Linked DNA regions of Homo sapiens: all the other regions are linked to region 3. The links are chromatin contacts, found by Hi-C or POLR2A ChIA-PET in ENCODE. All regions are on one chromosome and are shown on one strand. The core of a region is the stretch at or near the end of the contact, and the rest is flanking DNA. Distances in the headings are between cores, read along the strand shown. Region 1 holds the start of GPN2 (GPN-loop GTPase 2). Region 2 holds the start of TENT5B (terminal nucleotidyltransferase 5B). Region 3 holds the start of TMEM222 (transmembrane protein 222).

Region 1 (2,700 bases), core at 193-2,692, 430 kb after region 3:
AAAAAAAAAAATTAGCTGGGCATGGTGGCATGCGCCTGTAGTCCCAGCTACTCTGGAGGCTGAGGCAGGAGAATCGCTTGAACCCAGGAGGTGGAGGTTGCAGTGAGCCGAGATCACGCCATTACAATCCAGCCTGGGTGACATAGTGAGACCCCATCTCAGAAATAAATAAATAAATAAAGTAAATCTGACTTTTTTTTTTTTTTTAAAGAGTAAGCCCTAAGGCTTAACAAGATCATTCATACCCTTTGTTGGAGGAGTTTGGACTTGATGGTTACTATTAGGAAGTCTGTAGTGACAGAATGAAAATTTTATATGAGGCCCCTTCTTGCTGGCACTGTCAATGGATAGATAAGAGGGCTGGAGAACAAAGACCCAGATTTAAAGCCTCTGTCTTTGGACAAACCAGATATGTAGTAACTACTTCCCCGTCCTCTCCCAACCCCTTTAACTGGAGTTTGAGAGCAGCCTTCTCACTGAGAGCCCGTTTTTATCCAGGTACCATGGAGAGAAGCTACAGCCATTTGGGCAACTGAAGAGGCCCCGTAGAAATGGCTTGGGGCTCATCTCCACCATCTATGATGAGCCTCTACCCCAAGACCAGACGGAGTCACTGCTCCGCCGCCAGCCACCCACCAGCATGAAGTTTCGGACAGACATGGCCTTTGTGAGGGGTTCCAGTTGTGCTTCAGACAGCCCCTCATTGCCTGACTGACCGGGTTGGGGGCTTCCTTTCATAGCTACATGATGAAAACCCTCTGCCCTGGCCTCATCTACCACTGAAGCAGAAAGGAGTCTGGGAGCAGCAGTCTTCGTGGCTGGTTCAGGGTGTTTTGTTCCGAGCCTGCCTGCCTGCCGGTTCTATACCTCAGGGGCATTTTTACAAAAAGCCCCCTCCCGTCCCCTCCCCTTGGATATTAGGGGTAACGACCGCTTGTCTTTGGTCTCTAACCCTAATCTCTGGGCTTGCCCTTTGCCTCCTGCAGAACTTTGAAAAGCTGGGTTGAGTGAGGCTATCAGCACAGCCTTCCTTGGGGACTCTGAAGGTGTCCCCACGAAGGCCAGAAAGGGGGAAAGGGACCTGGGCGAGGAGAGGATTTGTGGTGCTTGGAAGAGCCGGCCTTGGGTGGGCCCTCCACCGCCTCTACCCTCACTGGGTGGGACTGCCAGCGGAGAGTCCGCGGGAGGTGGCTTGGGTGTGCGACGTCACGGAAGAATAAAGACGTTTACTACTGGAGCTCCCTTACTTTTCTAATTCGAGTCTGAAGGTTAGAGAAATTCCGAGAGCGATTTTCCCGCAAAGACCCCACATTCGACCCACTACCCGCGAGAGAAATGCGGCTGCGCCGCCCGCCCCTCGGCGTCTAGCTTCGTCCCCGCCGTGAGGGCGGGACTTCCTCTCGTTGGCTCGCCGTTTCCGACGCTGTCCGGAAGTCGAGTTAGTCTAGTTAGTATCGGCCTGTTATCTCCTTTTGCGCGACACGGTCTCAGCTGTTCCGCCTGAGGCGAGTGACGCTGGCCGCCAACGAGGTATACGTACTGGGACCCTCGCCCTCAGTCTCGTCTCCGGCGCGGCTACCTGCCCCGTTTTCCCTGTGAGTTGACCTGCTCCGGGCCGCGGGCCGCCAATGGCAGGGGCCGCTCCGACCACGGCCTTCGGGCAGGCGGTGATCGGCCCGCCGGGCTCAGGGAAGACCACGTACTGCCTGGGCATGAGTGAGTTCCTGCGCGCGCTGGGCCGGCGCGTGGCGGTGGTGAACCTGGACCCGGCCAACGAGGGGCTGCCGTACGAGTGTGCCGTGGACGTGGGCGAGCTGGTGGGGCTGGGCGACGTGATGGACGCGCTGCGCCTGGGGCCCAACGGCGGCCTGCTCTACTGCATGGAGTACCTGGAAGCCAACCTGGACTGGCTGCGTGCCAAGCTCGACCCCCTCCGCGGCCACTACTTCCTCTTCGACTGCCCAGGCCAGGTGGAGCTCTGCACGCATCACGGCGCCTTGCGCAGCATCTTCTCCCAAATGGCGCAGTGGGACCTCAGGGTGCGTCTCAGGGCGGGGAGGCCCATTTTGCGGATGGAGTAACTGAGACAGGGAGGACAGACGCCACGCCCCCATGTCACACAGGGAGGTAGGGGCTGGGTCGCTTTGGAGTAAAACAGGCATGAGTTCAGAATCTGGCTCTGCTACTGACTGGCTGTGTGGTGTTGATAAGTCAGTTCATCACTCTGAACCTCAGTTTCCTCACGTGTAAAATGTGTTAGTAGCCAACTTGGCGATTTTGGAAGTATGGAAGGGGTTAATGTCGAAAGTGGCATGGAGATTGTTGTAAATTGGTGGGCAAAAGTAAATGAAAGAGTGGAGTCAGATGCCATGGGATTTAAACCCCTTGCCCACTGGGAGGCTCAGTGCAAGACCTCTTGTAAGAAAAAAAAAATGACTCCTATTTCCTGGGAGAAGGAAACCAGGGTGGTTATTAGAAAGAAACAGAGGCAGGAGACTAATGGGGAAAGCTTCCCCTCTGTCCTCAAGCCCTCATTCTCATGAGGGAATGCTGATCCCTGTTTCTCCAGGCCACTCTCACCCTGTCTATTCCCTCCCAGCTGACTGCCGTCCACCTCGTGGATTCTCACTACTGCACAGACCCTGCCAAGTTCATTTCAGTACTGTGTACCTCCCTGGCCACCATGCTGCACGTGGAACT
Region 2 (2,915 bases), core at 74-2,573, 310 kb after region 3:
CAGGGCCTTACTAGTTTGCTGTGTGACAGTCGGGTAATCACAAAGCCTCTCTGAGCAGATCTCTCCTTCCCTAAATTGGCTATGCTGTACATCAACGCTCATCATGCTGTGGTTTGCGAGGCCAATCAACAGTGTCTTAGAAAGCCTTTACTTTAGGGCCGGGCACAGTGGCTCACGCCTGTAATCCCAGCACTTTGGGGGTCGAGGTGGGTGGATCACAAGGTCAGGAGTTCAAGACCAGCCTGGCCAATATGGTGAAACCCCCGTGTCTACTAAAAACACAAAAAAATTAGCCGGGCTTGGTGGCGCATGCCTGTAATCCCAGCTAATCGGGAGGCTGAGGCAGGAGAATTGCTTGAACCCGGGAGGCGGAGCTTGCGGTAAGCCAAGATCGCGCCACTACACTCCAGCCTGGGTGACAAAGCGAGACTCTGTCTCGAGAAAAAAAAAAAAAAAAAAAAAAAAAAAGGCCTTTACCTTGGTATGCAGAGTTTATTATTATTATTAATTTTTTTTTTTTTGAGGCGGAGTCTCGCTCTGTCGCCCAGGCTGGGGTGCAGTGGCGCAATCTCGGCTCACTGCAAGCTCCGCCTCCCGGGTTCACGCCATTCTCCTGCCTCAGCCTCCCGAGTAGCTGGGACTACAGGCGCCCGCCACACACCCGGCTAATTTTTTGTATTTTTAGTAAAGACGGGGTTTCACCGTGTTAGCCAGGATGGTCTCGATCTCCTGACCTTGTCATCCGCCCACCTCGGCCTCCCAAAGTGCTGGGATTACAGGCGTGAGCCACCGCGCCGGGCCCAGAGTTGTTTATTATACCTTTCCTAGGCTCTGGAAAACTGCCAGAGCATGAGCAGTGCTGTGCAGAGTTGATCACGTGGCTCAATCTCTTTGGGCTTCTGAAAATAGCAGGACAAGGCTAGGTGACTTCTCAATTTCTTCCAGCGCTAAAAAAAAAAAACAGAAACCTGGAATTTCTCAGTGGTCTGACTCTGCTACAAACTCCGCAGGTCACTTCCCTCCCTCCTGACCCTGGCGGGGCGGGGTGGGCGCTGTCCCTTTAAGTCCAGGCCCGGGCCAATCACAGTGAACAGAAGTTCTTTAAGGACCAAAGGAGGGAATTCAGCCTGAGAAGGAGGGCGGGGCAGGGGCGTGCCCTCTAGCCAATCGGAATCTCCCTAGAGAACAGTGACTCACGTGCAAAGCTCTACAGACCAGTGTCCGGAGCGTTCAGAGGCGGGGCGGCTCTCGCTGTTGGCAGCGGCCCGGACCAATGGGCACGTCGCCCGCGGCCTATAAGAGTCCGCTGGGCCGCGGGCTGCAGGCGCTAGGGTCGGTTAGTCGTCGCCGTCTGAGGTGTTCCCTGGCTTTGTCTCGCCGTCGTTGCCGCCCCGTCCCTGCCTTCGTGCCCCCCGCCTTGGCCCCTGCCCAGCCGCTCTCCCTGTCCTCCTCCCCTTAACCACCCCCACGGTTTCTGCCGTCGGGGCCCGGGGGCCGGGCGGATGATGCCGTCGGAGAGCGGAGCTGAGCGCAGGGACCGGGCGGCTGCTCAGGTGGGGACGGCTGCGGCCACGGCGGTGGCCACGGCAGCCCCGGCAGGCGGCGGCCCCGACCCGGAGGCCTTATCGGCCTTCCCCGGACGGCACCTGAGTGGGCTGAGCTGGCCACAGGTGAAGCGACTGGACGCTCTTCTGAGCGAGCCGATTCCCATTCACGGGCGCGGCAACTTCCCCACGCTGAGCGTGCAGCCCCGGCAGATCGTGCAGGTGAGAGGACGCCAGGCGGGGGATGTGGGGGAATCCCTTCTGAGGCTCTCGTGGCTGGAAGGCATTTGTAGTCTGTTTGACTTTCTAGACAGCTAGGGAAACTGAGGAACGGGGACATGGCTGTAACAATTGCACAGCATTATGAATGGTAGACCAGACCTCCCCCTGCATCTACTAATCCTTCCCCACCTGGCTTTTCCATCTCGACTCTTGGAGAACCCTGATTCCCCACGGATCACTCACCCAGGGCCTGGCTGGGAGAGGGGAGGAGGATGTCAAGGGCATTGGGGGAAGAATTTGTCTCTGCCTGCAAGGACAAAAGACGCCAGGTGGCCCTGGGTGGGTAAGTGTGCATGCTTGAGTCCAAAATAGCTTTTCCTTCCCTATCTGGGCATCCCTGGACCTCACCCTCCTTTCCTCTCTCGAGGTTCTAGGAGCAGCCTCTGCCATTGTGCTCCTACAGCCTTTTGCTGGAGAAACCCCCCCTTCCCCCTCCACCCCGTGGAAAAGCCAAGAAAACTTGTCAGGGACTCCCTCTCTCTCAGCTGGGGTTGTGGCCCAATATTTATTAAGCCGAAGGTCAGACCTGATACCCCACCCCCAAGGGCAACATTAAGTGACCAATTTAGGTGTTTCTTCTCCTTCCCAAGATTGGAAATGAAGGCCAACCCAGGCCTCAGGCCCCACGTCCTCTCTCTCCTGAGGAAAGGGAGAAGAGAATTCTGACAGCCCCTCCCTCCTCCAACTCTTCCCTTTATCTGAACCTCAACGACCCCAAGACTGCTTTTTCATCTGTACAGCCCAGACGCTGTCATGTTCTGAAATACCACAGTGTGGTCATTATTGTACCCATTTTATAGCTGGGGCAGTTTGCCACCCAAGATTACTTAATGAGGTGAAAATCAAACCTAGGGAATTTTGGGTCTTCCCAGGAGCAGATTACAGTAGGTTCAATGTTTTCCCACCCCTTCCCCGGCTCCCAAGGTCAACTTCTAGGTGTTAGGGAGGGTCCTTTGATAAAAGAAACCAAGAAACCCAGCGAGGACTCCTGTGCGTTCCTGCCAACTGATGGCTTCCTTTGGATGAAGTAGGCCTTTCCCCTGCCTCCTACTACCTTGGCTTCCCACAGAGGGGGAGGGTTGCCTGCTG
Region 3 (2,700 bases), core at 105-2,604:
TGAGCCACCGCGCCTGTCCCAATATTTTATTTTTAAAGAACAGATTTGGATGCTCTTATATGCATAAGTACTTGAAAACACAAAATAATTCAAGTATTTTAACATAATTCAAAAACTACGATCTTTTTAGAATCAGCAACACCTAAGGCCCCAAATGATCCCTTCTCCACATCACCACTGGCTGTTATTGATAGCGGAACAAGCTATCCCATCAGGTGAGAGTGGATAAGATGTAGTGCAAAGAGCAAGTTAGATCAGAAGACTGAGCTCTTCATGCCTTTGCTTATTGGGGTGCGAACCTGATCAAGACACTTAATGCTACAAGCAGCTCAGCTTCACCATCTGAGAAGATAACCTACCTTAGAAAATGGATGTTTAATTCTGATAAAATGGGTGTTTAAGAGCTTGGCAAACTATCCAGCACGGTGAGGAGGGGTTACGTTTATCAGCTGTCAAGGTTGAAGCAGGAGGGCAAACCACCTCTCCCCATATGAGAGCTCCTCCCAAAAGGCGCCAAGTAGTACCAGAGCACCTGCTTCTCCCCTGACAAAGGCTGATGTTACAGAAAGAACTTTGGTCTGGGAGGCAGACAACCTGGGATCTAAACCCAGTTTGCAACTGAGATGGCACGTGAGACAAAGGGTTGGACTCTCAGATCTCTGGGGGCCCTTCCAATGTTGACATCCCAGGATCTCGTGTGGTCCCAACCAAACTCCCACTCTTGCTCCCAGACCCAGCAGTATGTCTGGAATATGGTAAGCGACCAGTAAGCATTTGCTCAATGAGAGAATAAACCAGTGAATTAATAAAAATGTCTCCTCAGATCCGATAAGGGGCTCCCTCTTCTACACACTCACAGCTCGAGTCTCCCAGCCACTTGCCCTTTCCTGCTGGCCTACAACTCTCTCCCTGGCTACACCAGGTGTATTGAGAGCAGGGAGCGTGTCCCAGCCGTGTGCACAAACTGGCACTACATGGATGGCGGGGTTCTGGTGACTGGGCGAGGCGTGCGGGCCAGACCCGAGGAAAAGGCTTGCTGCGCGTTGGGGCCGGAGGCTAGCCCGGCCCGACTCCGGCTCTCCCTGGGCCCTCCTCGTCCCCAGGCGGATGCCGGAAGAGACTCACGTGAGCACCGGGATGGGCGTCCACACCACGCAGTAGGGGAAGCGACTCCGTTCCACATCCATGGCGACGCCGCCGGAGCCTTGATATTGCTTCATGTCCGTCTCGGCCGCCGTCGGCGCCTCCACTTCCGCCATCCTGGGCGGGGGTGGCGGCGGCGGCAACAAGAGCAGAGAACTCCCTTCCGCTTCCGCCATGCGGCGCGCGCCCCGCTCCGACTGGCCCCGGCTCTGGTGCCGCTCGTCCCCATGGCGTCACTTCCCGGAGATGGGGTCCGCCCCGCTTGGCCTTCCCCCGGGAATCCGAGCCGCGTTCCTCTGGGCCCGGCCAGCCCCGCCCCACTCCCTATGCGCCTGCCAGCCCCGAGTCTTTGCCGCTTATGCCCCGCGGCTGCAGAAGGGATGCTCTCAGGCAGTTCGCAGTCTAGCGCCGGAGACTTATAGAGAACTCTAATTCAGTACGCTGAGGGCTCCTAGGAGGTGTGGTACAGTCGCTATTTATTGAGCACTTCTTAGGTGCCAAGCACTTGACATGAATTGTTTCTAATCCCCATAAACTAATTAGACATCCAAATTAGGTATTCCCTCCTGTTACAGGTGAGAAACTGAGGTTCAAAAGGTGAGAGACCACGATGCAAACCCAAGTCTTTTTTTTTTTTTTTTTTTCTGAGGCGGAATTTTTTCTCTTGTTGCCCAGGCTGGAGGGCAATGGCACAATCTCGGCTCACTGCAACCTCCACCTCCCAGGTTCAGGCGATCCTGCCTCGGCCTCCCGAGTAGCTGGGATAACAGGCGCGTGCCACCACGCCCGGCTAATTTTTGTATTTTTAGTAGAGGTGGCGTTTCACCATGTTAGCCAGGATGGTCTCAAACTCCTGACCCTGTGATCCGCCCGCCTTGGCCTCCCAAAGTGCTGGGATTACAGGCGTGAGCCACCGCGCCTGGCCCAAACCCAAGTCTTATACCTCCCTTGCCCTTTTCATTCTGTGGCCCTCTCACGAGGTAGTGGTAGCATAAAGGAAGACACACACAGTTGTGTGTGCGCACGTGTGTGTGTGTGTGTGTTTTATTGTATATACAGGGAAGACTTGCTGGAAGATAGGATATTATTGAGTTGAGTCTTGATGTTTGCCATGTGGCACAGGAGTGGAAGTATGAGTGCAGCGGTACAAAGAAAGGAAGGCCGTGCAGAGCAGTGTGTGCAAGAGTGTGAATACTTACTGGAGTAAATCATAAGCCTTAGATGTGATCCAATCCCTTCATTGTACAAATGGGAAAACGGGCTCAGGGAAGTTAATTGTTTGAGATCACACACAACCATAATTAGAGAGAAGCCAGGCTCAAATGTTGGAGACTTTTGGCTTTTTAAAGGATGTCAAGACAAAGAAAATGAAGTCTACTGGGGTCTACTGGGGTGGGGAGGGGAAGTTGGGGACAGCCCAAAGTCAGAAGGAAGGCTGCCACTAAAAATCAGCCTTAAAGAAAAAAAAAAAAGAATAAAAAGAGTAATCAGGTAAAGGAAGGTATGGACAAATGCACTCAGGAAGTTAGGAGCTTCCCATTTGGGGAAGGTCCTTCT

The links. A loop is a pair of places that touch in the nucleus more often than their neighbours do. ChIA-PET counts read pairs that join two places held with the same protein, here RNA polymerase II (POLR2A). Pooled maps may share reads with other maps.
Region 1: a loop to region 3 is called in a pooled map, with 5 times the contacts of the local background. The contact joins the promoter of GPN2 here to the promoter of TMEM222 in region 3. A Hi-C loop is called at or near these places in 8 of 50 pooled maps. POLR2A ChIA-PET finds 5 or more read pairs at or near these places in 3 of 52 experiments (CD8-positive, alpha-beta T cell, WTC11 and activated CD4-positive, alpha-beta T cell).
Region 2: a loop to region 3 is called in a pooled map, with 2.3 times the contacts of the local background. The contact joins the promoter of TENT5B here to the promoter of TMEM222 in region 3. A Hi-C loop is called at or near these places in 1 of 50 pooled maps. POLR2A ChIA-PET finds 5 or more read pairs at or near these places in 3 of 52 experiments (GM12878, WTC11 and activated T-cell).

The regions. Positions count from the first base shown.
Region 1 is chr1:26,889,025-26,891,724 of GRCh38, reverse strand. It overlaps GPN2 (GPN-loop GTPase 2), which reads left to right and starts at 1,442. Exons shown (of 5, transcript NM_018066.4): 1 at 1,442-2,039; 2 at 2,600-2,700. The coding sequence starts at 1,629. GPATCH3 (G-patch domain containing 3) reads left to right here. Exons shown (of 7, transcript NM_022078.3): 7 at 499-1,237. The coding sequence ends at 715. RefSeq lists enhancers at 1,099-1,368, 1,879-2,048, 1,404-2,281.
Region 2 is chr1:27,011,258-27,014,172 of GRCh38, reverse strand. TENT5B (terminal nucleotidyltransferase 5B) reads left to right here and starts at 1,323. Exons shown (of 2, transcript NM_052943.4): 1 at 1,323-1,766. The coding sequence starts at 1,503. RefSeq lists enhancers at 769-1,423, 1,424-2,077.
Region 3 is chr1:27,320,817-27,323,516 of GRCh38, reverse strand. It overlaps TMEM222 (transmembrane protein 222), which reads right to left and starts at 1,354. Exons shown (of 6, transcript NM_032125.3): 1 at 1,126-1,354. The coding sequence starts at 1,319. RefSeq lists enhancers at 299-845, 997-1,346, 846-1,393, 1,394-1,940.